Regions from separate parts of the Mus musculus genome. Here all the other regions are linked to region 3. Evidence: chromatin loops called from intact Hi-C (ENCODE). Cell type or tissue: gastrocnemius. All regions are shown on one strand. Each heading gives the region's core, and the rest is flanking DNA. Links, peaks and the distances in the headings are about the cores only.

What was found. Hi-C counts contacts between places; a loop is a spot of excess contacts. Peaks named below come from ENCODE experiments on the same cell type or tissue, not always from the same donor. Only the 100,000 strongest peaks of a DNase experiment are listed, where the experiment ranks them.
Region 1: a loop joins it to region 3, with 12 times the contacts of the local background. A loop is called at or near these places in 35 of 42 quality-filtered maps.
Region 2: a loop joins it to region 3, with 6 times the contacts of the local background. A loop is called at or near these places in 14 of 42 quality-filtered maps.

The regions. Positions count from the first base shown.
Region 1 is chr16:25,960,184-25,970,351 of GRCm38, reverse strand. It overlaps P3h2 (prolyl 3-hydroxylase 2), which reads left to right. Exons shown (of 15, transcript NM_173379.3): 12 at 331-448; 13 at 1,548-1,623; 14 at 4,488-4,628; 15 at 9,902-10,168. The coding sequence ends at 9,994. Among named protein-coding and RNA genes, the nearest start is that of P3h2, 140 kb to the left of the region's middle. In gastrocnemius, for the core only: no CTCF peak of the experiment used is centred there; DNase peaks (open chromatin) are centred at 2,839, 3,981 and 6,311.
Region 2 is chr16:26,019,038-26,029,205 of GRCm38, reverse strand. The region is part of intron 1 of P3h2 (prolyl 3-hydroxylase 2); the gene reads left to right. Among named protein-coding and RNA genes, the nearest start is that of P3h2, 82 kb to the left of the region's middle. RefSeq lists an enhancer at 2,723-3,998. In gastrocnemius, for the core only: CTCF peaks have their summits at 5,653 (motif pointing left) and 7,253 (motif pointing left); no DNase peak of the experiment used is centred there; H3K27ac peaks cover 2,801 bases.
Region 3 is chr16:26,194,823-26,204,990 of GRCm38, reverse strand. No RefSeq gene overlaps it. Among named protein-coding and RNA genes, the nearest start is that of Gm41436, 52 kb to the left of the region's middle. In gastrocnemius, for the core only: a CTCF peak has its summit at 5,648 (motif pointing right); a DNase peak (open chromatin) is centred at 8,399.

The sequences.
Region 1 (10,168 bases), core at 815-8,814, 230 kb after region 3:
TCTCCACATCCTCTTGGAGACCGTATGCAAGCCATACAATGTGCTGGGTTTACCCAGGTATACGTATTCCATCTCTCAAGCTGAAAAGACAGGTGTGGCTTGGCCCAAGTTCCATATCAGGGTTGTGCTGAGCCACAGGAATCCCTCAGCGGCTATTTTTATATAACACAACTACCTTCTGTCTCTCCATCTTTGCAAGGGACAGGCAGAAACTGAAGATGACCATCAAATTGTCCTTTTGACTGTTGCACATTGCAGTGATTCTGTTGCCCTTCTCCATCCTGCTCGCTCTCATTTTGTTGTTGCTGTTGTTGTTCCTTATTCTGGCAGGGCAGCAGGATCGAAGAAATGACCTCAGTCACCCCATTCATGCAGACAACTGCCTGCTGGATCCAGAAGCCAATGAATGCTGGAAGGAGCCTCCCGCTTACACCTTTCGGGACTACAGGTAAGGATGCCCCTACTCAACCCTCGGTGGGAAGAGGGAAGTGGGAAGATGCTCTGCTTGCTTCCTCGTTCATTTCTGTGAAGCAGAGTCCTCCAGGAATCACCTGGAGCCTTCTCCTTTTTATCTTAAGCATCATGCACATTTTCCCTCCTTTTCCTTAGACCAACTGCTCTCTAAATCACTTTGTTTCACTAAGGCATAGCATTTTGCATGTGTTTCCCACTCGGAGAGCACACAGGCATGGTCCCTTAACATACATAACATATTATCACATGCATGTGTATTATTCACACCAAGAACCGTGTCTACATTTTTCCATTATGAAAACAGAAACGTTGGGAAATAACTCAGGTTTCTTTAAGGGGTTGGCCACTGAGAGTTTGACCAATGAGTAGTATATGGTCAACACTAAATTGTTTTTTGTTTTTCTTCTTTTTTGGGGGGATAGGTCAAAAGGTTAGAGATGGGAAGACCTGGAAGGTCAGGGTACATGGTGTGAAATTCACAGGTATTCAATAAAAATATTGTGTTGGGAAAAGTAAAAGAAAATAGAAACTCACAAGGGAATACTGTTGTATAGTTTGAGGAGATATGTTAGTACACAAAGAAGATATCCTAGCATGAAACAGTGCATCTTAATATGTAGTGACTATTAATACTTAACAACATGGCAGTTGCTATGTTGTATTTTATTCAAAACATTTAGTGTGCAGTCCTTATCTGAGTGACCATGCTAGATCACAAGGAATTCATTGCCTAAGCTAAGGAAAGAAAGCCCATCCCCCAAGGTTCCTTTTATATCTGGGAAAACGAGGGTTATAAGCAATGTGGCTGGATTTAGAAGCTATCTGAAATCAAGCCTGACTAACTGTTGACAATGTCAAATGAGCATTGAAACAAGGCCAAAACCATATGGAAACGGAACCAATAAGCATCCAGAGTATAAGCCAGACACCCCTGAGCTTAATTTCAAGGGTTGGGGGGACCAACATCAAAGGTAACTCCCCATTCAGGTGGCTCCCTTCACTGGTCGTCTGTATTTTACTATGAGGCTGCTGAGGACTGTATTGTCACTGACTGCCCCACCCCCTCCTTGCAGTGCTCTCCTGTATATGAATGACGACTTTGACGGAGGGGAATTCATCTTCACAGAAATGGATGCTAAAACCGTGACTGTAAGTAACCCTCTTCCTAAAATTGGTTTAGCATTTTAAATTCAGTCTTACCATCTTCCCAGGATCTTACCGATTGCTGAATTTTAAGTAGTTCTGAGCTCAAGAACTCAAGAGGTAAAGCGGGTTCTGGTGGTCTATACATAATGAAAATACTAAAGCATAAGTCGCCATTTCAGTCCATTTTGAAGATGAGCAAAGTGAGAAACGGGGTTTTTAAGAACTTCATCACAGTCATTTAAAAAATGTTAGGTGTGGAATCAAAGCCTAGAGGTCCTGTCGAGTGACCTGATGGGAACTTCCAGCCCGAGTCCCCAAAGCATTCACATCACAGACAGATCAATGGCTTCCAGGAGCCAGAGTGCTTAGGCTAAGCACGAACTCCCAAACGGGTACACATGTGCATGCAGATTGGTATAAACTGTTAAGGATAAGCCATGAACCCTTTAACTCCAAATGGATATTTATATTCAGTAGTGTTTAAATCAAATGTCACAGTCAACTATTTTATTAACAGTCAAAAAAAATGCCTTCAAAAACCAGCATCCTTAGCACGCACAGACGATATAGTTAGATTCTTTTGATCATTACACCAAAGATCAATCTCACTATAAGAACACTAAATCACAAAAAGAAGAACTTATGAATTATAAATTATTGATTACAAAGTCTCTTTCTTCCTGCAAAATCTAAGCAGCTGAGACATGTGCATAGGTAAGGGAATTTCAGACTCTCTCCATGTTTTGTGCATTCAATTTTAGCTTACCCATTTTCTTCAGTGGTGAAATATTCATGGAACACTATGGTGGTTTAAAGTGGGTGATATCTCAGGCTACACACTGACTTAAAGAAGATTCCTATTGCGGGTTGTTGAAATAGTTCCCAGAAACACAGGTATAATTTTAAATATTTCCTGCATTTGAACACAACAATGTATGTTCAAACAGACGTGCTGATTCACTGTTTAAAAAGTAAGTCAGTAAGTAGTTTGAGGCTTCAGACTCTGAGGATATAAACCAGGATTGATGATCTGGGCTGGAGTTTAAATCCCTGAAAAGGATTCTCACTTGTGAAGGAGCTTTGTGAACAAAACGTCTTATTTCCAAACTTTGAAAACATGGAAACTGAAGAAGAAAAAGGTTCCTATTTTAAATCACTCGAAAGAAAAATCAGACTGCTGGTTGAGGATTCCTTTGCTTCTACTCCATCTAGTGGCCATATTTGGAAGTGCCCCTGGTTGATGGTACAGGGGCTGGCTCTGTCTTTGCTGAGTGTATGTTAAATACCAACCTGCTGCTTTTGTGTGAAAGCAGGAAGGGGTGGGAGATGTGTCACTTGAACAGTTCTACACTTCTAATAACTGCGGCACCTACAAAAAAACACAGAATCTACTTCCCTCCAAAAAGTAAATGAAAAAAAAAAAAAAAAAAGTGGAAAACCGGAAAAGCTCACTAGCTCAATCATGTTCATTCATTTAGCAGAGTTTTAAGGTAGGAGTTCTTAAAGATGAGGAATTCTCATGTATCTGCTTTCCCTTAACAAACATAATCCAATCTCAGGAGAAGTGGGCAGGGTCCTTTCTCCCCCACCCCTCATTGGATACGGAAGGATTGTTTTGTTCCCAGCACCTACATTAGGTGGCTGACAACTGCTTCAGACTCCACATTCTAAGGACTCACACCTTCTTCTGGACTTCATGGACACTAGTACATGTGTTTATGACCTACACACATACAACCAAATACATACACACACACACACACACAGACACACTCGCACACTGGGATTCTTAATTTTGATTTTGCCTACTTCTGCCTTCTCGCACTCAGACCTAGGACAAGAGTTAATCTTACATCGCACTGAAGGGTTTTAGGAAAAATTCAGATCTGTTCCTGAGAGGGTTAGAAAGACATAGTCCCATAGCTGAAGAATGCCCCTGTCTTCCCACACACACAATGGCTGCTGCTGTGCTGTTTGCTCTTAAACAACCTCAGTGGAATGAGTAAGCTCTCATTATCCCCTAAAGGATGCAAAATGACATGTAATCCTATTACACACCTTTTAAGACATAGGACCACAGCCTCCAATACTCAGTGGCGTACGCTTGCTCAGACTTAAGATTCTCAGCTCGGTGCCCTCAGCAGTTCCCTGAATGCACTGACTGCCCTGCTGATAGTCAGCAGACAGCTGGGCATCGGGCAAGCTTTGAATTGTTGTTTCAGTCATTTCAGACCTCTGGAACCGTGAGTGGGTCAGCTCGAGGGGTGGTGTGTTCTCACCACTGGAGGCAACCACGTGATACCTGTATGACCCATGGACAAGCATAATGTAAAGGAAGTGAATTCAAAGCTTCGTACAGTGACAGCTACATAAACCATAGGTGTTTGGCTGGAAAACTGCCAAGGGTGTGCAACCATGTAACTGCCACTGGGGCCACCAGTAAAACTTCTCTGGTACCCCTCATGTCCTGGTTCCCTTCCAGTTTTACAGGGACCAGGATGCACACTCACATTAAACATCAATGGATCGATAGAATGAAGAGCTGATGTAGTGCAGTAAAGTGGACGGTTTGTGTTCTTGAGAGGGCAGGCTGTCACCAGAGCACATGCCACGTGATTCCTGTGTGTATGGGACCTGCCACCCAGGTCACCTAAGTGTTCTTATTATATAAGGGAAATGTTATTTTGAAACTTTATATATTTTACAGGTAAAAAAAATGAGAATCGATTTTTGTTTTCAGTATTCCATTATGAGGACCCCCATTGTTCCTTGCTTCAAATTTTAGCTGAGGGGAGTAATCACACCGAAGGAATGATAGAAGGTCACGTGGTAAGGAACTGGAAGTCTAATTGTCATTTTGTTCTCAGGCCTCTATAAAACCAAAGTGTGGCCGAATGATCAGCTTCTCGTCTGGCGGCGAGAACCCTCATGGCGTGAAGGCGGTCACCAGAGGCCAGCGCTGTGCTGTGGCACTATGGTTTACACTGGACCCTCTTTACCGAGAACTGGTGAGTCCACACCAGGCTCTCTGGATTGACTACTCTGTAAAGTCCTTTGCATCATCCCTAAGTCTGTAGTGGCTTTTGCAGTAAGATTTGGGGAAAGCGGAGGGGCTGGGAAGGAAGTTTTGTACCCAGTTGAATTCTAACTGTGAAGACATGTGCAGAAATAGATCCACTAGCGCATCTTCGTTGTCACAGCAAATGTTGACTATTGAACTCACTGGCACCATTGTACCATGGTACCAGTGGACCACGGACAGACAGACAGGGACTTTCTCCTGGTCATGAGTAAAGTTAAAAAAGCATTCAAACAACTCTGACTAGTTCATGCAGCATGCATGGGAAAGACGAAAGAGACCTGGAAGACCATTAGTATTTGCTACACTATTAAGTTGAATTTTAAAATAACATTATATTTGAAGTGTCCGGGACACTCACTGTTTCAATCTGTCAAGAGCCCTGCAGTTCAGACCAGCAGGCAGAATAGAAACTCCAGGGAGAAAGCAGTCCATTTCCTTTAGGGAGTACCTTCCAAGTCCTTCTCTTGACTCAGTGATATCATCAGCTTAAAAATATCCATCAGAGCGTCACCATAGCTCAAGAGACTGAGTGTGGTGGTCACTAAGGGTAGATCTGAAGCTGACACAGAAGTCTACTGATGACTTCAGAGTCTACTGAAGAGCTGAATGTCGATAAAGTGTTTTACACCTTTAAAGGTTTGTTTCTTGTTATTGTAGCATCTCTCTAGGTTGAACTGGTTGTACTGAAACTCACAATGTAGACAAGGCTACTTTTGAACTCACAGGGATCCTCCTGCCTCTGCCCCCAGTGCTGGAATTTAAGGGATGCACTAAATAGAGCTAAACATGCTTTCTTTCTTTAAATTATGTTTGTGTGTGCACATCTGTGAGTGTAAGTGGAGTTCTGACGAGGACACCTATCCCCCTGGAGTTGGAGTAAGCCACCAGACATGGCAGTTGGGAACTGAAAACAAGGCCTCTGAAAGGACCCTATGCATCGTAACCAAGGTCATCTCCCAGCCCCCGAAATTCTAGCCTTAAAATGATGTGCATAGTTTTCCCTTTAAATTTCTAAGCTAAACTAAATCCAGTTTCAGCAGCAGCAGCAGGAGTTTGAAAAGAACGTTTTATTTTTGTCTACACCCTCAAAACACTTTCTCTTCACGTCTAGGTAGGGCTTTAGGTCAGAACTGAACAGAAGATGAACAGAAGAAAAGTACAGGGGAGGTCGGCAGCCAGGAAAGGCGCGCACCTCAGTAGCATCTTATGTCGGGGCTGTAAGAACAGCTTGCACTAGCTCAGACACAAAGAAAGACAAAAAAGGCACCAATGGCCAGAACCTAGCAGAGGCCAGATAACTTTCTAGGATGTGTCGCATCCTCCTTCCCCTGTAGTTTCTCTTTCCCTGTGTTTTTAATCTACAAAATGCCAGCACCATTGCTCTATGCAAAGGTCTAGACAGCAAATTGTGGAAAATTCGGCACCCTACTTTAGTACTAATTTTATATCCGCCACTCCATCACAATAAATTGTAGCATTTTATTAAAAAAGTTAATACATAACTTGTTCACAGCTCCTTCCTACTCAAGACACTTCAACACCAGTGTTTATGCTACATGGAAAAGTACTAAGAAACTTCTCCAGTGTGCAGGCTTTAGTGCCATCTAGTGGTCAGAGTAGGAACTGACAAGCACCTCGTAGAATTGCTAGTTGAAAACTTTCTACTCTGGATAAACTTCCAGGAATCACCTGAGAGTCTGATCCCTAAAACACTAATGCCTGATTCCCACCTTCAGATGTGTGTATCTAACTATTTCCAGAGCTTTCTGAGTACCAGGAGTTTAAAACTTCCCAGGTGCTTCTATAATGTAACAAAATTTGTGAATCCCTGGTTTAAACACCAACTTAGGATTTCTGAACTCAGAAAACCTGTCTAAGAAAAGTAGCAGATTCTCTATATAAGTTACTGTATGGTGCATGGTTGTGCATGTCTTTACTCCCAGCACTGAGGAGCAGAAGCAGGTGGATTTCTGAGTTTCAGGCCAGCTTTGTCTACAGAGTGAGTTGTAGTACAGCCAGGGCAACTAAGAGAAAACTCTGTCTCAAAAAATAAAAAATCATATATATGTGTTATGTGTGTGTGTGTGTGTGTGTGTGTGTGTGTGTGTGTGTGTGTGTGTATCAGTGTGTGTGTGAGAGAGAGATCAAAAGAAAGAAAGAAAGAAAGAAAGAAAGAAAGAAAGAAAGAAAGAAAGGAAGGAAGGAAGGAAGAAAGAAAGAGAAAGGAAGGAAGGAAGGAAGGAAGGAAGAAAGAAAGAAAGAAAGAAAGAAAGAAAGAAAGAAAGAAAGAAAGAAAGAAAGAAAGAAAGAAAGAAAGAAAAGAAGAGAGAGAGAATCTTTAGGGAGTATTCAGTCACATACATACATACATACATACATACATACATACATACATAAGATATTAGATGGTCTGTAGACATCTGTCCCAGCACTTGGGTTTCTTCCCTCTTCTTTTTCTTTTTATTAGATATTTTCTTCATTTACATTTCAAATGCTATCCTCAAAGTCCCCTATACCCTCCACCACCCTGCTCCCCTACCCACCAATTCCTGCTGGCCCTGACATTCCCCTGTACTGGGGCATATGATCTTCCCAAGACCAAGGGCCTCTCCTCCCATTTATGGCCGACTAGGCCATCCTCTGCTACATATGCAGCTAGAGACACAGCTCTGGGGGGTACAGGTAACAGACCCCTTCAGCTACTTGGGTATTTTCTCTAGATCCTTCATTAGGGGCCCTGTGTTCTACCCGATATATGACTGTGAGCATCCACTTCTGTATTTGCCAGGCACTGAAATAGCCTCACAAGAGATAGCTATATTAGGGTCATGTCGGCAAAATCTTTCTGGCATATGCAATAGTGTCTGGGTTTGGTGGTTATATAGGTTTCTTCCTTCTTAAGAGAAGCATGTACTGAGAGTTTCTTGTGGTCATCAAATGTGAAAGCTTTGCATGTGTGTCAGCTTGCTGAGCCCCATGCTTTCAGATGTAACGATGCAGTTTTCCATTATTTAGTATCTCTGCCTGTATCGTTATTAACTCCCAGCTCCTACCTGGCAAGAGCTTTCTTTTCAAGTCAGAACACAGTTATTCTTATAACTTAGTATGCTGAAAACTGTACTAGGACCTGGCAAAGGGGAACAGAAACTGGACAGGACAAAATTCCTGCTTTCATGGAACTTAATGTCAAGCCAGAGAGATGATAACAGGGACCCACATTATTAAACAACTGGGCAAGTTTTTTAAGAATTGTCTGCAGTAAATGATCACTTAGGGACATAAAGAATCAGTTAGGGAAGGTTTAATTTGGGAATTAAATGTAGGCAATAAGATTTATAAGCTGAGCATCCCTGGGGAGATGCACTCTAGGCCTTCATTCCCATAAATACTTCTCTTTTCATATAATAGAGCCCTTGACAAGAGGTAGTAGGTTTTCTGGGCACTGGAAATATTTCAGTGACCACGACAATGAGATCCTTCTCTCTCCTTTTTACAACCTAAAAGAAGAATAAAGGACTGCAAATAAGCAAAGGTGTGTAAATAATCAGATTTATTACAACAGCAATACACCTATTGCTATATTTTATATATAGTCTATATAAAAATAGAATAACATAACTGACTTAACAGTAGATATTAGACGAACTATTTACAAATGCAGGATATGTGAGCCAACTACAAGGAACACTGGAAGAGAGGGAGGATGGCTTGCAGAAGACCGGAGGTTTGGGGTAGTGTACTTGAGAAACAAAACTGGATGGGGAGGCAGCTCAGGGTTGCAGCACACGCCTTGCATGTGCTTAGCTTCTGGACCCTATCCCTAGCACCAAGAAAACAAACAAACAAACAAACAAACAAACAAAAAACTGAAAACACAGCCCACAGAATGAAGGCCAAAGTAGCCAGAACGGCGTGTTTTCTAAAAGGAGCGTTGAATGTAAGGGTGAGAAGGAGCCAGGGGCAGTGTTTCACACTTCATATTAGGCTGGTGGACTTTTTTCTAGCTGCTAAGAAGCCATTGTGGCCATCCTTCGCTCCTCACACCCTTGTAAGCTCCCCTAGTCGTAGGGGATGACTACACGGAAAAGATGACATTAGCCAACATGTCGACTTAGATTAGAGGAGTACCACAGGTCACAAGGGTTTAACTTCAAGGGGAGGTTGCCTTGGAAGTTTAAGAAGACCTGCTGTCTCTATGCTGCACTGGTACAGGGGTAAAAGAAAACACAGACTATACTGGGAGTCTTCGGGGGGAAGGGGTGTATTTCAAACCAGGGCTGGGAAGCTATTTTGAGAATGAATACTCAGAGACTTTGAGGTAACCAAAAGTTTTAGTATAAGGTGGGCAACAGAGGGGCAGCACACAATATAACTGAGGAAGAAAAAACAATATTAAAAATCTGAAAGCTCACCAAGTAAACAGAACCAGGAACCAACAGAAGAATGGTGAGTGCCATGTGGAACAGTGTTGCAGTTAGACTTAAGGGAGATTGTCTACCAGGAGCCTGAACAAGGAGGGAAATTTGTTTGGAACCTTCTAGAATACCCAGTGAGAAGAATCTGAATGAGTTACTCTTAAGATGTAGCGCTTAGCTATTTAGAGGACCTTTCACAATGTCCAGACACAGTTTTAGTTCCCACAATGTGGAGACATCTTCTAGACCAGGGATGTTAACATTAGCAGTATACAGGAAAGTTTCTCTGTCTCTGTCTCTGTCTCTCTCTTTCTCTCTCTCTCTGTCTCTGTCTTTGTTCCCTCAAATGTCAGTAGTACCATGTCTGAGAAACTCTGTCCTTCATTCTCCATTAAAAAGACAGGGACAGACACAGGACACAGAAAGACAGGGCCAAAAACCTTATCAAGTGTGGGAGATCAGGACCAGGCTTTTCTGGCAAAAGGTGAGTATTCTTTTCTGAGAGACACTGAGCTAAGTAAGAGATGATGATGCCTGGGAGACAGAAAGGGTAGGAAGCCAATGAATAGATGAAACATCTTCTGTAAGAGCCATCTCGGAAAGTAATTGCATAGAATGTGGGGATGTGTGAAGAGCGTACCGGTTTGGCTGAAGTAGGCTTATCCCTGTCTGGGTGTTGCACCAATCTGTGCACAGATGGCTGGCTGGAAATGTTGGGGAAGCATCTGCTGCCCGGGCTGGTTATTACACTTGTACCAGAAATGTGTCAATTGTCTTTTTGCAGGAGCGGATACAGGCAGATGAAGTGATTGCCATCTTGGATCAAGAACAGCGCGGGAAGCATGGACTGAATATTAACCCCAAAGATGAGCTATAGAAAAGAGAGTGCTCTATTGAATATTTATTTAAATAGATGATCTTATGAGAACCTTTTTATTTTTGTACAGAGCCGTAGTATAAATTAACAGGATACTAAGAGTCGTTAGATTTCTCCCCCTGTTCCCAACTTCGCTTCATTTGCTTTCTTCTGGTCTTCATTGTTTTGCTTCAG
Region 2 (10,168 bases), core at 1,352-9,351, 180 kb after region 3:
AAAGTTAAAAGTATGTATACAGTGATTTTATAATGAGCAGTGTAACTACATTCAATGTCTGCAAGGGTGTCAGGCACCAGATCCTGTTCTCACTGGATAAAGTAATTATTCATTAAAGTAAGTATGTATGTGTATATATATATATATATATATATATATATATATATATATATATATACTCTATTTTGTAGATTATAAAACCAAGGAGCATAGCAGCAGAATCACTTGCTTTATATCTCACCAACAACAACAACTGGAGTTCTTGACAGTTTTCTGGACATCATGTTCTTTTCAAAATACCATATAAAACTTATTTTATCATACCCTGAAGAACTACATGCAGTTTATCAGCATGCAGCCCTGTAGCCTTCACAACATATGTAAGCTCTGGTTTCTTTGATCACCGTATATAGACCTAGCCTCACTTTTTAGTACTTGTCAGTGAATTTTATGCATATAACTTGCTTCTTGTTGCCTCTAATAAGACCTAAAGCATCTACGAACCTCAGCCTTTGTTGCTGAGACTGTTAAATTCATTATGACCCTGCCATCTCCTATAAGAGACATAGCAGGATCAGCTGCTACAACATTACACGGATCTGTGTTAGAAGTTCCATTTTTCTTGTCCCACCTCAGATCTACTTCATCAGAAATACTAGGATCAGCAATCTGTTTGGATATAATATTCAGGTATTTTGGAGGCATCCACAAGTTTGAGAGCCATTGCTAAATGGTTTTGCATAGTGACCACCTATATATTGACATTACCTGACTTGTCATTAAAGCTATTTGGGGTTTTGAGCTACTAAGAGATCTTCAGACAGCTCAGCTTTGCAAACAGAGAAGTATGTATATGCACTACCCTATTTTTTTAGAAATTACGTTTCTTTGGGACTAATGAGTTAAATATCTACTTAGCTCTTTTGTATAAAAATTTTCAAGTAAATTTTTACCAAATTGAATTTTTCTTTAAGAGATACAAATATCAAATCCCAAGGTTAGCTTTATTAGTAACTGAATGTATAGAAAAGCAAAACACTTTGGGCACAGGATGCATGCCCTTTCTCCACTCACTTTTCTGTAGGATCCTATAGACCTCAGCTTAATTACAAGTCTACTGCTTCCTTAAAGTGTTTGCAGTCATTTCCAGCTCTCTAGAAATGTGAGTGTTCAATTATAAATTTTAAGGTTCTGTGGAGCTCAGGGAGCCATGATGCCATGGAAAGCAGGCCTGGAGCAAGAGTGGGGTAGAGGTGTGTCCAAAGCATGCCAATGCCATTCTGAGACCAGTAGGAGTAGGATTCCCCCTTCCCTGTCTTGGGCCTGAATGTCCTGGCCCAGGTAGACTTCTTTCCCTGTCCTTGCTCCATCAGAAAAGGTCACATAGCTGGTTAAAATTTCTTTCACCTTATAAGGCCATGTCCAGCATCACCTAGAATTCCTTCTTATGCAAATGAGGCCCAGACCAATGATAGACACTCACTTCCATAAGGTTTAGATAACCTCCCCACCCTCAGTTAAATGAGTTGCTCAATGAAGCCTGCCTCCAGGAAGTCTGATTCTCTTGGTGCTAACTTCCTGCCTGGGCTTTTCTTCTCAGACCATCAGGGCAATCCCGCTGTCAGGGGTGGGGAAAGGAGTAGGAATGACAAGGTTCTACTCTATATTATGTAGAATAGAATTCAGAGGATGCAATGCGATGGTCCTTATGAGAAAAATACTAACTCTTTAATAAAAAAAATGTTGTAGGTTATTGGTAAAAGTCTGCTTAAATAATCATGTTACCAAGAGTGGTGGCTGGGACTCATCAACTTGACAGATAATGGAATCACATGGAAGATGATCCTCTTGTCCCATCTTTGTAGAATTATCACAGTTGAGATAGGAAGACCTACCTACTGAAGATGGGGCCACCCCTGGGATGCATTCTGTATGGTGTAAGGAGTGACTGAGTTGCAGCTTGCCTTTCTTGATTACAAATGCAATATGACCAGCTGTCTCAAGTTCCTGATGCTGTGGCCTTTGCATTATGATGACTGTAACCTGGAGTTCTGAGCAGTAGTAAACCTTTTTCCCAGCAACAAGAAAGTGACTAAAACACCAGGATGTTTTCAAAGGTGTTCAGAGTCTAATGTCATTGCAAACTGTCAGAGGACCATATTCATTGATCTATTCTAAACTAATCAGTACACTGACACCTTATATGTATCACTAAGTATTTGTTAAAGGGACAGGCAGGAGAATATCTCTGAAAGCTTTTGAGAAATCTCTTATGATGTTAGTTATAAGAGGAGAAAATGCCATCATATAATATCATACGTAGTTATTTTTCTACCCAACTTTGGAATATACAAACTTAGGGAATCTCTGTTTTACACACTTGGTTTACCTATGGCTATGTGTGGCATTATATATGGCACATAAAATGCACTCACTAAAGCTTTGTTGAAGACAACAACTAGAGAAATTGCTCCACAGTTAAGAGCACTTGCTGCTCTTGCAGAAAAGCTGAGTTCATTTCTCTGTATTTATGTGAGGCACCTCACAACTACCTATGTCTTCAGTACCAGTTACCTGATGCCCCCTTCTGGCCTGCTTGGACACTTGTGCACACAGGGTATACATACATGACCTCAGGGTCGCCCACACACATTCCCACTAAATAAAAGTAAATTAAACGGAAAAAGTATGTGTTGAAGACAATGGATAATTGGTAAATGATCGATGGACTGATAGGTGAATGGATAGACAGATTGATGAGTAGGCAATAGAATGGATATCTACTATAACAAATGTTATAAATTTCTATAATTTATGCCTAATTATTTCTATAATTTATGTTGATTGTTAAAAATTGGATGAGAACAATGTTAGATAATCGAGAGAAAAGAAAGTACTTTTAAAATAATACAAAAAAATACTTGGTTTCAATTTGTGGATTAAAACAGTGTTGAAAATACAAATATTGTAAAAACTAAAAAACAAAAACACAAAAAACCAGAATGACTTTAAAAACAAAGTGGGTCAGGCCAGGCCAACTATCTAACCTTCAGACAAATGCCAAATACTAGGCAGAGACAAATTCAAATTATTCTAAGTGGCTGTGGTGGTGAGTAAGACAGCGGCAACATTTGTTCTTCCCAGTGCTGTCTCTTTTCAGCCAGACTCAAACATCTGCATGAATAATTTAAAGTTTCAGAAATCTCCCAGACACGTTCTGCTATATTAGCTTCTCAAAGCAAATTTCTGATTGTGTGGAAGCAGTTCACACTGGGTGTTACTGAGTGCAGGCCTCCAGATGTCTGTTGTTTGGTATTGTTTAACTAAGCACTGGAAAGACACTAGGCTGTTGAGAGGCAAAGATAATCATTTAGGGTCCTGGTAACTGGTGCTTCTCAAGTAACTGTTTTCCCTTTCTGGGTCCCAGTTTCCCCTTTCAGTAAGTTGAGGGACTTGGATTTTCATTTGCCTGAAGCCTTTAGATATGCTGTAGCCACCCAGTTTCCCCCTAGCATAGTAACTAGAATTCTGTTTATTTTATATCTTGAGAGCATCGACTGCTCCTTGGAAAGTGACTTCTTGGGAAGCCTATCTAAAGAGCCAGTTGGCCTTTGGGCACTTAGGCCGGCTAAAGCAGTCAATATGTGTGGCAGCCACCCAGCCAGACCACGCACTGAAAAACTGCCCCACCCCTGGAAAGACTTCACACTGGAGTTCCACACTGTTACCTTGTGCAACTGCTGTGTCTCTGGGAGGTGAGCAAAATAGGAGGTTTTCATAACAGAGGAAAGCTTTAGCCTTAAAGAGGAGACCTGGAGGTCAGGACTTGAGACTAAACCAGGTACTGTGAGAGCCTGCCCTGGAAGCACTCCTTGTGGCTTCTTTGAAGTTGCCACTGAGACTATATTTGGGGATCCAACCACTCAGATGCTTAACAGTTTCAAAAAACAGGAATATTTTTATAGTCTGCATTAAGATAGAGAGAAAAAGGAGCCAATTTAACTGCTAAAACCCTCTCTTCCCAAAATGATGTTCTGGTCTACTTTTTAAGAAGAAAATTGACTTTTGCACTATTTCACATTCACAACAGCAGACATTTATATGCCAAAGCTTAACCCTAATTTTATGCCCAGTGCTATTGGGATATCTGGTATAGGTTTGCTAAGTTGCTATGATTTTTCTTACCAGAAGTCTGGTATTGAATACCTTTTAGCCTTTGTGAGAGGTACCAGCCACTGAAGCCAGTGGAAGAAACTGAGAGGCCCTGATGAATTCACATCTTACTGCAGAAGAATTCTAGTCCTATACCTTCCTACCCAAAATCTCACGCTGTGCCTCTCTTTGCTGCCTGCGATTTATGACTGCAGTCAGATCAGTGTCCTCAAGGGAGAAATGCTACTTTCCTTTCTCGCTGTTATTATCTTATTAACATATAAATCTATTGGATGCCCACTCAACATCATCACCATAGTAACGTGAAACACATAAGGAGACATTCTACTGCAGTCAGAGAGAAGGTAGGCTTATAAAGAGTTAACTCAGAGTCATTTGCCGGTCTACTAAGTGTGTTTCTATTGTTATATTTTATATGTATGCTACATTTTAAAGTAACAGCATGGATTTTCACATCTGTTCCTTATAATTAGACTAGTTCTTAATGCACTCTACTGAGGTCATGGCTGCTGTTCTATTCACTGGGTTTTGAGGACAGGGAGGAAACTTGGCTACAGTTCTGTAAAGAAAGACATTCTTGGTTTATGTGTCTTTGATAATTTTACAAAGTGCCGTATTATCAAGCTCTAAATGAGTGTGAGCATCCAGGGCTGCTTGGCTATATCTGGCATGGGGGATTTTCATGGAAGAAGAAGAGAGTCTGACTGAGCCAGGATCACTGAGTGTCTTACCATCCTCGCAGAGCTGAAACCCAAGCTTACTGTTTTCAGATGCCTGATTATGAGGCTCTCATGCTGTACTTCTGGAATGGAAAGAAATAGTTTGCTATTTGACACAAAAATAGGCATTCACCCCAGGAGGAAATGTGGGTAAGAACAACATCAGTGCCATGAATCTCCATTACCTGTGGGGACACCGGAAGTCCCTATCCTCCTTGTAATTTCCCCATTGTCTGGTTGCCTAAGTGTCTCTTACTGCCAGGTCAGGTATTGGATCTTCCTGCTGCGTTTTGGAGAGGGAAGAATTCTCCAGAATCCAGAACTTCCTGTATTTCTTTCTGCATTCATTTTCCTAATAGTTTGGGTCTTTGCATATAAGGAGTTTCAGGTGGCTGCTTTAGAGGAAAATATAACTATTTTCTCTGCCTGGAAATAGTGAGTCATTGGGATACAAGAAATAAAGATCCCAAGTGATGCATGTAGAATAAGCAACTGCCTGTACCCTATTCTCTCTTTAAGTCTGCATTACACAAATTGGTAGCATGTTTATGTCTGCTGGACCTATCACAAGTCTTCATTCTGTTACTTATAAAGAGGAGACTTTTAACACCTGTCGTAGAATAATATTTGGTGAAATATGATAATGTACTTAAAAACTATAAAAGTAAGGCAAAGGGGTGTGTGTGTGTGTGTGTGTGTGTGTCTGCTGTCTTTACCTGTGACATTAGCAACTTTTCTCTAGCATCAAAGCACTTTTCTGCCCCCTTGGGGCCAATTCACAAAATTGTGATGTCCCAAAACATATGCAAGATCCTGAAAGCTGCAAAGAAAACCCTTCCCGAAAATGGACTGTACTGCGAGCTAATTAATGTTCATTTGTTCGCTTGTGAATCCACAAACAAAGCTTATTTCTAAGGAGGACTGTAGCATTGGCTGCCCTTTGCATCTCAGACCAGGATAATAAAGCATTGGGGTTTAGGGGTGTGGCTCAGCGACAAACAGTGCTGTGTGCCGCTGGCATTGAAAGTGCTAAGGAGAAATCCAGAGGACCTTAGAAATCTATTTCCCATTGCCCAAGTTTCTTTGGATCTCGCTTTGGTTATTGTCAGGAGTCAGATATATTTGCCATGCTGCTGCTGACCCCTTCAAGTCAACAGAACTCACACATCCCATGTGTGCACTATTTAGCCTCTGGAAACAATATCTGTTTTCTTAAATATTTGGGGGATGATTCCCAAACTCTTGTAACTGGAGAACCACCAGCAAAATAGTTTTGGTGTTTTTAATTTTTTTCTTGCAAGGACAGCTGAGCTGGCTTAAACCTGTACTACTAAATAGAATTTCATGATCCAGTCACAGCTGACTTGTGAAAAAAAGCAATGAGATCACCCTATACATCATATATCACAGCTTTTTTAAACAAAAATCCTTGAGAATTATTAGACCTCACCTCTCTGACAGGACAGCTGTAAGGGGACTGGAGAGCAAATTCAATGGACACAAACATGGTAGGATAAGTTCCAGGTGCAGAGAGAATCACACCATATGTTTGGATTAAGGCTCAGCTAAGTGCAATAGGGCATCTAATGTTTCTTTTAGAAATAACCTCAACCGATGCTCTTACATCACTGTTTTAGACTTTAAGCACTTATCTTTAAGACTGTGATGATACCAAGACCCACGGGCAGAAACTCGAAGAAGGCAGATTTTAAGCAGTGCTAGAAAGTCTGGATTGTCCAAAGGTGGAAGGTGTTACTTTGGAAGATAATAAATTTTATGTCAATTGGTGTATTCATCGTGGAACATTTGAGAGATTCTTGCAGAGGATTCAAACACTGGTGTAGAGAGTAGGGTTGGTCCAGATGTCTGTGAAGCCCTAAGATTTCAATGGAGAATGTAGTGTGGGAATCTCTTCAACTTAAAGATGGTTTTAAATTTTCAAACATATGTCGCTTCATAAATGATATTTCACAGTGAAAGTATAATAGAAGTTAAGATGCAAGTCTACAAGGCTAAGAGTTTTCACAGCTTCCAGATAACAAAAGAGTAAGAAATACCACTAATATTGTATGCAATGGATTTCTTTTGTCCTCCAGCATCAAGGGGACACGGATGTAATGACAGAAAACTGCAACAGAGCATGGAAGAGTCAACTGAAGGGCAGGAGCATTTTCAAAGAGACCTGCTACCATACCTTATACCATAGGCCCTTCATTACCCTTAGAGAATGGTTGCAGGCCAGAGGGCAACAACTGTGATCTTGTCCAAGCAGTTTCAAACATCACTGACTCACCAGGAGCTTGTTGAGAGAATACTTAACAGATTATAGTCAGTGGCTCACAGCCATCTGTAATGGGATCTGATGCCCTCTTCTGGCACACAGGTGTACATGACGACAGAGCATGCAAATACAAAAAAATAAATAAGTCTTTAAAAAAGATTATTGTCAGGACCCCCGACCAGACCATTGCCCTCTGTAGGGATTGTACATGGAAAGTGCAATAATGCTGACTGGTCTAGATTCTACCATTGCTAGGCTGAGGAAAAACAGTACTTCTGGACCCTCTCTCTTATAGACTTCTTTGTCTTGAGAAATAACTTAATGTAGCCAAGGGAAGATGCATGAGAGTGTGTTCATGAAGTCCCTTAAGTCTATATTTTTAACATAGAACCCCCTCATCTGCTGTTCCAGAGGAAGGCTTCAAAATAGGCATCAGCTGCTCTTCTGTAAGTGAAGAAGGCCCAGGCGGCCCTAAGCAGAGATTTTTTTTAATTAGATATTTTATTTACATTTTAATGTTATCCCCTTTCCTAGTTTCCCCTCTGAAAAATCCCCTACTCCCTCCCCACTAACCTGCTCCCCAACCCACCAACTCCCATTCCTGGCCCTGGCATTTCCCTATACTGAGGCATAGAACCTTCACAGGACCTAGGGCCTCTCTTCCCATTGATGACCAACTAGGTCATCCTCTGCTGCATATGCAGCTGGAGCCATGAGTCCCACCATGTGTCTTCTTTGATTGGTGGTTTAGTCCCAAGGAGCTCTGGGGGTACTGGTTAGTTCATATTGTTGTTCCTTCTATTGGGCTGCAAACCCCTTCAGCTCCTTGGGTACTTCCTCTAGCTCCTTCATTGGGGACCCTGTCTAAGCAGAGATTGTTATACATTGAGGCAGCCTTTCTGAATAACTATGTTTAGTTTTTAGGATGTATTAAGCCAGTTATACCAATGATGCTTTTCTTTTGAATTTGTACAAATTCGCTGTGTGTATATAAAAGTTAGTGTGTGTGTGACAGAGATAACTGACCCAGTACTGTGGATTCACATGATGTACCCAACCCACAGGCGATGAGAGGCTTATAAAGGCCACTGAGCAAGGCTTCAGTTGAGCCAGAGCCTCCTCCCTTAGACTCCTCCTAGTCTTATGAGTTCCCCTTTCCCAGTTCTGCCTCCTTCATTATGAGCCCAGTTAAGAAATTGCTATATCTCTAAAGATGTCAGTGTGAGTGTAGCAGAGTATGAGAGACTAGAGAAAGCTCCTATGCTGAGGTGACATATGGAGGACAGCCACAAGGCTACTTGGAGTGGTGGACAAGACTCCTCGGGTACTCAGCTTGACTCCAGCCATGAGAGGGCTCAAGGTTGACACTGGTTAGATACTTTTGGGACTTAGTTCTCTCTTCTTCCTCAGTATCCACTGCTTCTCAGTCCTCAGCTTCAGCATCCGCCATGGCAGCTCCTCCCTAGAGCAGTCTTCCTTTCTGGCTCCATACAGTTATGGTGACAACCCATCAGTCCTCTTCACCTCCAGCTAGAAAAACCCTGTTCCTATGCTGTGGTAGAGGCTAAGGCTGGCTGTTCACTTGGACTTTAGTTTAACCAGCCTTTGCTAAGCTCCACTCCTCCGCTTTGCATCACCATTGTCTTAGCTATGATTTCTATTGCCTGTGATGAAACACAAAGCAAACTGGGGAGGGAAGGAAGGGTTTATTTGGTTAACACTTCTGTATTAGTGTTCATCATCAAAGGAAGTCAGGACAGGAACTTAAACAGGGCAGGAACCTGGAGACAGGAGCTGATGCAGAGGCCATGGAGGAGTGCTGCTTACTGGCTTGCTCAGCATGGCTTGCTCAGCCTGCTTTAAAAAAACAAAAAACAAAAACAAAAACAAACAAACAAAAAAAAAAACAGGATTACCAGCCCAGGGGGGACAGCACCCATAATAGCCGGGCCCTCTCCCTGTCAATCACTAATTAAGAAAATGCCTTATGTGCTTCCTTATAGCCCAACCTTATGGGGGTGTTTTAAAAGTTGAGGTTCCCTCCTCTAAGATGATTCTAGCTTGTATCAAGTTAACATAAATCCAGCCAGCCTAACTTTTTAATCAAATAAATATCAAATAAGAGAAATAGCCTTGTATATCTGTGGTCTAGAAAGGGTAACACCCAACTCTTGACCTGAGTCTTTATAGGAACACTACTGTAAAGGTAGGAAGGAAAAGACACTTTTCCTGACAATCAGTGAAAATTCCTCAGAGGAAAACCTCAGCAGGACCACAGGCCCAGCAATGGCCCCACCCACAATAGGCTGGGCTCTCTGCCATCAATCACCAATATAAAAAACGTCCTACAGTTTGCCTACAGCCTGAGCCTTATGGGGGCAGCATTTTATTGCTTCATTCTTTCTTTTTTCATCAATTAACCTATTTATTCACTGTATATCCTGATCACAGGCCCCATCTTCTTTCCCTAGTCCTCCCTCCCAGCTTTCGAATCCACTCCCCAGAAAATGGGAGGTCTTCTCTGGATATCAACCTCCCCAGGCCTGTGAATCTACAGTCTGGTCAGTTACATCCTCTCCCACTGATGCCACACAAGGCAACCCAGCTATGAGAAAGGGATCCAAAGGTAGGCAACTGAATCAGGGAGAGTGGAGACGTTTTCTTAATCGAAGCTCCCTCCTCTCCAGTGACTCTAGTTTGTGTCAAGTTGGCATAAAACTACCTAGCACAACAGATTTTCCTCAGGGGGTAGTGCAAATAATATGTTCCCATGAACCCTCCCCTAATCTCTCACCTGTGAGCAATGACTATTTCTCACAAATTGCCTGTTTATTGTCTCTATTCAGCATCAGAGCATTCCAAGGGAAACAGTAAACTCCCAGTGAGGTTATTTCAGAAAAATACCAACAAAAATATTAACCCACGCTTTTTCTTTTCATTTTTTAAAATTATGAACAAAGGGGATTTACTGATAACTACTCAAATCTAATTCTTG
Region 3 (10,168 bases), core at 1,201-9,200:
TATATTGTGTAAAAAGAGATTAAGGAGTTTCCTACTTCCCAGCATTGCTCTTCAAACTAGAGAAGATGTACATATGTTTGTGGCCATATGTAAATATTTCCTTAGAATTGGTACAAGTTCTCTTTGATGGGCCACAAATGCCTGTAAAAGCTTGGTAGCCCTGCCTAGGTGCTTTCTCACCTTGCCAGCTTCAAGAGTACTTGGGATAGCAATGGAAATGAAAATGAAGAAAATACCTAATTTAAAAAAAAAAAACAAGTAAAAGTTTCCATATTTATTTTTCAGGACTGGGTACCATTTTACTGGTTCCTCATCAATCACTGTGCCTTTGGGAATCCCAATCATCGAACCTACCTCCTATTAGTGTGTTTTCTTATTGGTGTGCAAGGTCACATTTGTATTCTGAATGTGAGTTCCAGTCTGTCACTTGTTGGTGTTTCTTTCATCACGGGGAAATTAAATACAGTTATGTATTAAACCTGCTGGAATTTTTCTCTTTCTTCCTTCCATCCTCTCTCCCCAAAGTTCCTTTTGAGACAGGGTTTCTCTGTGTAGCCTTGGCTATCCTGGAGCTCACTCAGCTTTCCAAGTGCTGGGATTAAAGGCAGATGCCGCCACCACCACCTAGCATGCCTATAGCATTTTATTTTAGTTCAACTTACTAGCTTCAGGATTATAAAAATCATCCTGCATTTCCTCTTGAGTACTTTTGATTTCATTATAAACGTTTGCCTCTATAAACACAAGAAAGTCATATTGTAAATGGCTGGAGGTAAAAAGAACTCCCTCCCTCAAATTCATACTAAAATTTCACACCACCATTCATTGAATACTTCCTCATTTTCCCCACCAATGTGAAATGTTACTTACTCATTATGAATTTTGTCTGTATGTGCACTCTCTATACCTTTGTGTGCAGTGCTGCCAGTGTTGCATCCTTGTTTTTACTTTAAAAAAAAAAAAAGAAAAGAAAAACCTGCCCACAGCCCCTAGAGGAGGCTCCACTCCCAGGCACTTTAACAAGCCCATGATCTTAAGATCAGGAATAAGTAGAAGACAATATCTGTTCCAACACCACCAGGACGGACTAGGACCAGCAGGATCCATAGATGCAGGAACCCCACCTGACCAGTGGCATGGGTTCCTTCCAGTCTGCCCTGGTTTACCTTGAAAGCTAAGACTATGCATGAGTCTTCCAGACCCATCCTATTTTGATCTCATCATGGTCTTTGACTTAAGTATGTGTCTTCAAAATTAGGGTCTTATTGTCAAGTACTGGAGGGTAAACAATAGCAATGATAATTGCTTGTAATGTCTGAGTGTCTATGAAACCTGACTGTCCAACAACCTGCTCAAAGTAATCCATTCCTACCCCTGGACTTTTTGTTAACTTATGCCTAATAACGACATTATTACCCTTCTATAGGATAATCTCTCTCTCTCTCTCTCTCTCTCTCTCTCTCTCTCTCTCTCTCTCTCTCTCTCTCTCTCTCTCTCAGCTTCAACAGTAGAAAGGTTCCTTATATCTTTTTCAAAAAGTCTTTATGTTATTTATCACTCCCTGTACTATCTTCTCTACTCTAACCTCTGCTTCTTCTTTCCAGTTTAGCCCCGCCTTTTCTCTTACTCCTTCTAACTTTTACCATTGTGTTGTCTCCCCTCCTAGGGAAGCCCCTCTCCACAGATACTCAGTAATTTCTTGACTTCTTTGGATATTCAAAGAGAACACATGTATCTGAAGATTCAAAGCTAATATCCATAAATAGGAGGTGTGGCAATGCATTGAGTCACAACATTTTTTTTTTTATTCCTTACAGGAAAAACAAACATAGGTAAGTAATGATCATTTCATGAGATACTGTAAAGGCATTTGACAAAATTCAGCATCCTTTTATGGTAAAAGTCTTGGAAATATCAGGAACTCAAGTCCCATACCTAAACATAGAAAAGCAATATACACCAAACCAGTAGCTAACATCAAACTGAATTGAGAGAATCTTGAAGCAATCTCACTAAAATCAGGAACTAGACAAGACTGCTCACACTCTCCCTATCTATTTAATATAGTACTTGAAGTCCTAGCTAGGGAAATTAGACAACAAAAGGAGGTCAAAAGGATACAAATTGGAAAGGAAGAAGTAAAAATATCATTATTTACAGATAATATGATTGTATACTTAAGTGACTCCAAAAATTCTACCAGAGAACTCCTAAAGCTTCCGCAAAGTGACTGAATATAAAATTAACTCAAACAAATCAGTAGCCTTCTTCTACTCAAAGAATAAACAGGCTGAGAAAGAAATTAGGGAAATGACACCCTTCACAATAGTCACAAATAATATAACATACCTTGGTGTGACTATAACCAAGCAAGTGAAAGATCTGTGTGACAAGAACTCCAAATCTCTCAAGAAAGAAATTGAAGATCTCAGAAAATGGAAAGATGTCCCATGCTCATGGGCTGGCAGGATTAATACAGTAAAAATGGCCGTCTTGCCAAAAGCAATCTACAAATTCATTGCAATTCCCATCAAAATTCCAAATCAATTCTTCTTAGAGTTAGAAAGAGTAATTTGCAAATTCATCTGGAATAACAAAAAACCCAGGATATCAGAAACTATTCTCAACAATAAAAGAACAACTGGGAGAGTTGCCATCCCTGATCTAAACTGTTACTACAGAGCAATAGTGATAAAAACTGCATGATACTGATACAGAGACAGGCAGGAAGATGAATGGAATATAATTGAAGACCCAGAAATGAAACCACATACCTATGGTCACTTGATCTTTGACAAAATAGCTAAAACTATCCAGTGGGAAAAAAAAAAAAGACAGCATTTTTGCCAAATGGTGTTGGTTCAACTGGTAGTCAGCATATAGAAAAATGCAAATCAACCCATTCTTATCTCCTTGTACAAAGCTGGAGTCCAAGTGGATCAAAGACCTCCACATAAAACCAGATACACTGTAACTTATAGAGGAGAAAATGGGGAAGAGCCCCAAACACATGGACACAGGGGGAAAAAATCCTGAACAGAACACCAATGGCTTATTCTGTAAGATCAAGAATCAACAAATGGGACCTCATAAAACTGCAAAATTTCTGTAAGGAAAAGGTTGCCTTTTTGTCCCTGGTTGGGCACAAACCACCCTTAGACTGGCGATGGCTTTTTTCTCCTATTGATACCAACTATCAATAGGACAAAAAGGCAACCAACAGACAGGGAAAGGTCTTTATTATGCTAAATCCAGTAGCAGGCTAATATCCAATATATACAAAGAACTCAAGAAGTTAGACTCCAGAGAACCAAATAACCCTATTTAAAAGTGGGGTACAGCCAGGCGGTGGTGGCACACACCTTTAATCTCAGCACTTGGGAATCAGAGGCAGGCAGATTTCTGAGTTTGAGGCCAGCCTGGTCTACAAAGTGAGTTCCAGGACAGACAGGGCTATACAGAGAAACAGTCTCGAAAAAAAACATAAATAAATAAATGAATAAATAAATAGGTACAGAGCTAAACAAAGAATTGTCAACTCAGGAATATCGAATCGCCAAGAATCTCCTAAAGAAATGTTCAATATCTGTAGTCATCAGGGAAATCCAAATCAAAACAACCCTGAGATTCTACCTCACACCAGTCAGAATGGCTAAAATCCAAAACTCAGGTGACAGCAGATGCTGGCTAGGACATGGAGAAAGAGGAACACTCCTCCATTGCTGGTGGGATTGCAAACTGGTACAACCACTCTGGAAGTCAGTTTGATGGTTCCTCAGAAAATTGGACATAGTACTACACGAGGACCCAACTATACCACTCCTGGGTATATACCCAGAAGATGCTCCAACATGTAAAAAGGACACATGCTCTACTATGTTCATAGCAGCCTTATTTATAATAGCCAAAACTGGAAAGACCCCAGATGTCCTTCAACAGAGGAATGGATACAGAAAATGTGGTACGTTTACACAGTGAGGTACTACTCAGCTATTAAAAATGATCAATTCATGAAATTCTTGAGTTTCATGTGTTTCACAAATTGTATCTTGGGTATTCTGAGCTTCTGGGTTAATATCTACTTATCAGTGAGTACATATCATGTGTGTTCTTTTGTGATTGCTTTACCTCACTTAGGATGATATCCTTCAGATCCATTCATTTGCCTAAGAATTTCATGAATTCATTGGGTGGATGGAGGAACACCCTCATAGAAGCAAGAGGAAGGAGGATGTGATAGAGTGTTTCTGGGAGAAAGGGAAACTGGGAATGGAGATAACATTTGAAATGTAAATAAAGAAAATATTCAATAAAAACCCTTTTACTGCCAGTAGACTAGTACTAGTAGTAAGAGTGTTAAGGGTGTGTATGTGTGTGTGTCAGAGAGAGAGAGAGAGAGATGTATTATGTGTGATATGTCTATGATATGTATATGTGTGTGTGACCATTGCCCATCCTGGATGTTCCTACCCCAAGTCTCCCAGAATTATGTAAGTTTTAAAATCACCCCCCAAAATTGCATCTACCTCCTTGCAGCTGGTCCCGGTGTGGTTATTCACTTTACGACTGTACGTGCTCATAGGGCTTTCCAACTCCCCTGCTTCATCGTCACTGCTTCCATTGCCCTCATGGACCTATTGGACAATACTTCCCAAGGGCAGGGTGGGCCACAAGGTACAGATGGCTCTCATAGGGCAACTTTGTAGACTCGGTTCTCTATGTCCATGTCTCCACATTGCTTGCATCCTCAGGCTTGCATCCTCAAGCTGCAAACGCCTTTCTCCATTATGCCTCACTGGTCCTATCATTCTTGTATATTTTTAATTTTTAAATTTGCCAATTATCTTACACTTTCTTTTTCATTTGAAATCTGGAGAAAATTTGTGTTGGTTAATGAGATAAGGAAAATCTGTTGGAGGATGTTGTTGTCTGTGATTTGGGGACTTGAGAACAGTATACATATTTACAATGGTGAGCCTTCTTTGTTGTCTTTTGCTCTGTTATTTTGAGACAGTGTAGTTCAGCCTGGCATTGGCCCTCAGTCCTCTTACCCCAACGTCCTTACTTCAGGGACTACAAGTATAGGCAACCACACCTGGCTAACAGCAAATCTGCATTTAAACATCATGGGGCATATTTTTTATTCTATTGGGTTTTTTTAAAGATTTGCTTATTTATTTTATGCATATGAATGTTCTATCTGCATATATACATGCATGTCAGAAGATAGCATCATATTACATTAATAGATGGTTGTGAGCTGTAGAGTTGCTAGAATTAAACTTAGAGTGTCTGGAAGAACAACCAGTGCTCTTAAACGCTGAGCAATTTCTCCAGCCGTTCTACTGTGGTTTTTGTAGAGTTATATCATTTTCTTTATAAATATATTGCTTATTTCATGTTAGCTCTATTCCTACCAGTTTATGGTTTTTAATTAGAATTTTAGAAGTTGGAATATTTTTGAGAAAAACAGGTGATACATATGAATCTACAGACGAGGATAAAAATCAACCTTTGATTTTCCTAATAGTATCAGATTGCTCCCAATATATTTAAAGTATATTTTATTGTTAAATGTTCATTTCTAGCGTTTGTTTTCATTGGTCCCCCCAGCAGTCTGTTAATTTACGATGGCTAATAACAAAACAGACCACTAGATGGCACAATAACATACCTTTCTTGGATTTTCACAAACATTCATAGACAAGAAACCCATTCAAAAATTTATGTTGTTGTTTTATAGTTTAGAGCACTCTAAATACACAGACAATAGTGTTGATCTTAAGATCAATAGGAAAATGTATGCCTAAAGCAATCACCATGAATAATTACATTTCATTAACTTCCCTCGTATAAACATACTGTGGTTTGGTTTCCAGTTCTCTTCCCTCACTCAAAGCTGTAGAGTGGAATTTTGAACATTTTGGTTTACTTTTTCCTCTGCTTCTCCAGATGCCAAAACTTCATTTGCTACCTTAAGTGCACTTTCATCCTGACTTCTAGTATTTTTTGTAACTGACCAAGGTGGTTCAGGGCTGCCAGTGTTCTTCTGTGTAAGCACATAGTGTGCAGCGACTTACTTCCAAGAAGACCTTCCACACAGTAATTTTCAAGCACTATTTTGTGTTCCTTGAGTGGAATTTTAAGTAAACTTGGTCAAGTCCAGAACTACTCTATCTATCTATCTATCTATCTATCTATCTATCTATCTATCTATCTGTCTGTCTGTCTATCTACTTATATCTCTATAAGGTGATAGGGAAAATGTCAGAATGCAATTCTTAGCGAAAAATGAAAATTTCTTTGGTAAATTGTGTCAATTAGATATATACATGTATATCAGCATATATATTGGGCTGTGATTTTAAAACGTATTTCTTATTGTGTGTCACATACAAAAGAGTGTGAAAATCAAAATAAACCTTCCAGAATCTCTCAGGCTTTGTGTTGCCTAGTGTAATGTAGATCTCAAACCTTCACTTTCTGAACCAGTCCATGAACACACATGTCATCTCCTTAGGGGTCTTTGCAGGTTTCCTACTCCGACCTTCCCAGGGAGTGAGCCTTTGAACTGTACTGAAAGTTCCCCAGAAGTCTGAGAAGCCCCAGTCACTCCAGAGGTGCTAGGTTGTCTCAAGTTCTTCCACTTATCCTGGACTAGTGAGCTTCTGGTCCCCAAATATATATTTTTTTAAATTTTATTATTTATTTATTCATTTATTTATTTATTTATTTATTTGGTTTTTTTCGAGACAGGATTTCTCTGTATAGCCCTGGCTGTCCTGGAACTCACTTTGTAGACCAGGCTGGCCTCAAACTCTGAAATCCTCCTGCCTCTGCCTCCCGAGTGCTGGGATTAAAGGCGTGTACCACCACGCCCGGCTCTGGTCCCCAAATATCATTCCCTAAGACCCATGCCTGGTGTTCTAAAGGGATGGCTGGTGATGTCATGCTCTCTAGTGAAAGATTCATAAATGACTCAGTTTCACTGAAGAGTGAACACTCTTAACCCATACTCACCTCCTTGGCCCCATATCAATCGATTTTATTACAGCAACATCCTCATTATTCTGTTCATTGGAATTGAATTCTCAAAATGAGTATTTAGAGATGAAGATATTGTGTTTGCATTGAGAAGTGTGACTTCAAATGCCACTGTCATTCTTGTTTCTCTTGCGGATCGCTGTGAGCATCTAATTCTTGGAATTGTGTTGTAAAGTGAACATTTTTGTAGTGCAGGCTCATAAATAGTGGTATCAGGCAATCTACAGCGAAGATGAAAGTACAACAAAAGCAGTTGATTCTACTAGTAACCAGCTTAAAGAAAACAAAAGGCTCTGCACAGCAACCACTGCCTTTCTGATCTCAATGTTCTCTAATTATATATTTTAGCTACTTACCCTTCATCTAGTATTCTTGAGTACGAATATTTGACTTTTATATGAAATTAGTGTTTTTCTAAAAATGGTGTTTCTAACGCAGCTGCCTGTGGTGTGGGTTATAAGGGGGTAAGTTTTAGATGAGCATTGTGTTTGCCTTAAAAAAAATAAAGAATAGCTTAGTTAAGTCCATTTCTATCACATATTTCATGACTCTATTGAAAATGGGCAGACACTACATTTAAATTTTTGAAAAGTACTCAAAACTGGAACTCAGGACATATTTTCCAATATTTGATATATTTTGGAAAACTTAAGTCCTCTGCTTCTTTTCCTGTTCTGGCAAGTAAATAGAAAGGGCGAAGACTTTGAACATTCTGTCCCCACTGCAGAACTGCACCTGGGTAAGTATCTTGTGTGGCTTGAACAGTATTATCTGAGTAAAGGGAAGAAATTGAATGATCAGGTATAAAATTTTGATTAACATTACTACCTTAGTCAAGTTGATTGGCTCTGAAACATAAGTGTTCTCTAAACTGTGTGTAGATACTTTATATATCTATCATGGTGTAAAATATGAACTATCTAAAAATAAAGGGTAAGTAGGAATCATGTTTGTTCCTCCATATTGCTAAGGGTCTAACAAGATGCCAACACTAGGCCTAGGTTATTCTTATCAAAAGATGCACCAAGGTTTGCTGTACAGTTGATTATGATTATTTTATATTTAGTACTTCATACCTCAAGGTTACTCCAGGAAGAGATTTTCGAGCATAGCATTATATATTTTCACTTTATGGATGCTTAAATCAGAACAAAGAGAGACACGAGATGCACAAGTTCCTATAGAAAGTTAGTAGAAGTGTAGAAATCAATGCTAAATTCCCCAATTCTCAAAGTGAAATAATTCCTCTTCCTGTCTCTTTTTTCCCTTTCTTTCTTCCTCCCACTTTCTCTCTCTTGTGTGTCCTCTTCCCTCCCCCTCATTCTTCCAGGCAGCTTTCCAAATTTAGAGTCAAATGATTCACTGGCCAAGAGAGACCCCAGAGGGGACTGTAGGACAGCAGTCAGTGAAAACACTGCATCTGTTAACATTTTATTCTCATGTTGAACATCAACAAGAGACTTAGGGTAAACTCTCTAGGGTGGCCTAACTTCTGCTGCACACAGTCAACATGTGCTATCCACCCTGGCTTTTCCAACTCTGGAGCTTTGCTAAGCAGCTAGGTAGAAAACAATACCCAGTAGATAAGCACAGGGCAAAACTACAAAGTCCATCAAAGTTGAGTATTTCTTCTGAGCTATCCCCCATCTGTCCTGAGTTTTCCAGATCTCACCATACCTGAGTTTAGCAGTGTTTAGTCCTTAGATTCATTGTGTACTTAAAATTTTCATTAGCTTTTTATTTTATTTATATTTAGTTCTGTTTTTAATTCATGCATTCTTAGTATGTTAAAGGTATAAAGCTGATGAATATAGATTAAGAAGACTGCAATTGTTTCTATTTTATTAAAAATTTCCTTTCCTTTGGATAACTATATTTTAGTTGAAATAAGGTTTGTTCATTTAAACAAATCTCTTCAACTATTTTAGAATACCTTTGGAATCTTTATACAAAATGTTTGCTGGGCAGTGGTGGTGCATGCCTTTAATCCCAGGAGGCAGAAGCTGCCAGATCTCTGTAAATTTGAGGCCAGTCGTATCTACAGGGTGGGTTCCAAGATGGCCAGGGCTAAACAGAGAAATCCTGTCTCAAAAAAACAAATAATGATACTGATACTGATACTAATACTAATTAATTAAATTAAAATGTTTATCCCTCTTTTAAAAGTGTTAGTCAGTAGAGTTTCTTAAGCTATTCCAAATCAAAAATGTATACGTATGATAGTTTGAATGAGATACTTCCATAGTCTCCAGAATTTAAATGCTTTGTTTCCAGTTGGTGAGGATTGGAGATTGTGGCCTTATTTGGGTAAGTGTGTTACTGAAGGCAGGCTTTGAGGGTTTAAGGATTCATGCAATTCTCAGTGTGGTCTTTCTGTTTCCTCCTTGTGGATTAAGATCTGGGCTCTCAGTTCTCTGCTCCAGCCACCACTGTGAAAACTGTCAATTCTGCCAAAAGTAATCTATAGATCAAGTGAAATTCCAAAATAGATCTCAGCAATTTTCTTCATACAAAAATCTTAAGATTTATGTGGAAGCACAAAAGTCCAGATATATCCAGATACTCTTAACATATAACACCATGAGAGATTTTATCATACTTGACTCTGAGTTATAATATAGAACCATAGTAATAAAAGCAATGTGGTACCGCCCCAAGAAACTGACACATAGATCCATAGAACAGGATAGAAACCCGATACAGATGTCCATTCAACACAGCTTCCTGAATTTTGTGAAAGATGTCAAAAAGGAAACTATGAAAATCTCAATATCTTCAACAAATGATTCTGTGAAGCCTGAATAGTGACATGTAGTAGAGTAGATCTAATTATTATCATATATCTCATTTTATGATACTAGACTCCAAGTGGATTAAAGATTTCCATATAAGACCTGATACTCTGAAACTATGGTAGCATAAATAAAGAGGTGAGGGTTTCCTGAACAGAACTCTTGTAGTTCAGATAATAACTCCAAACATAAAAGAGTATGGAGGCAGATACCCAACACGGTTCAATAATTATGGTCCTAAAAGTAATGAGTCATTAACAAAGAGCCGGTGCCAGCTGTGAGATAGCTCCCTCAACAGAGAGTATCTTGTGGCACTTAAAGCTTTTGTCCAG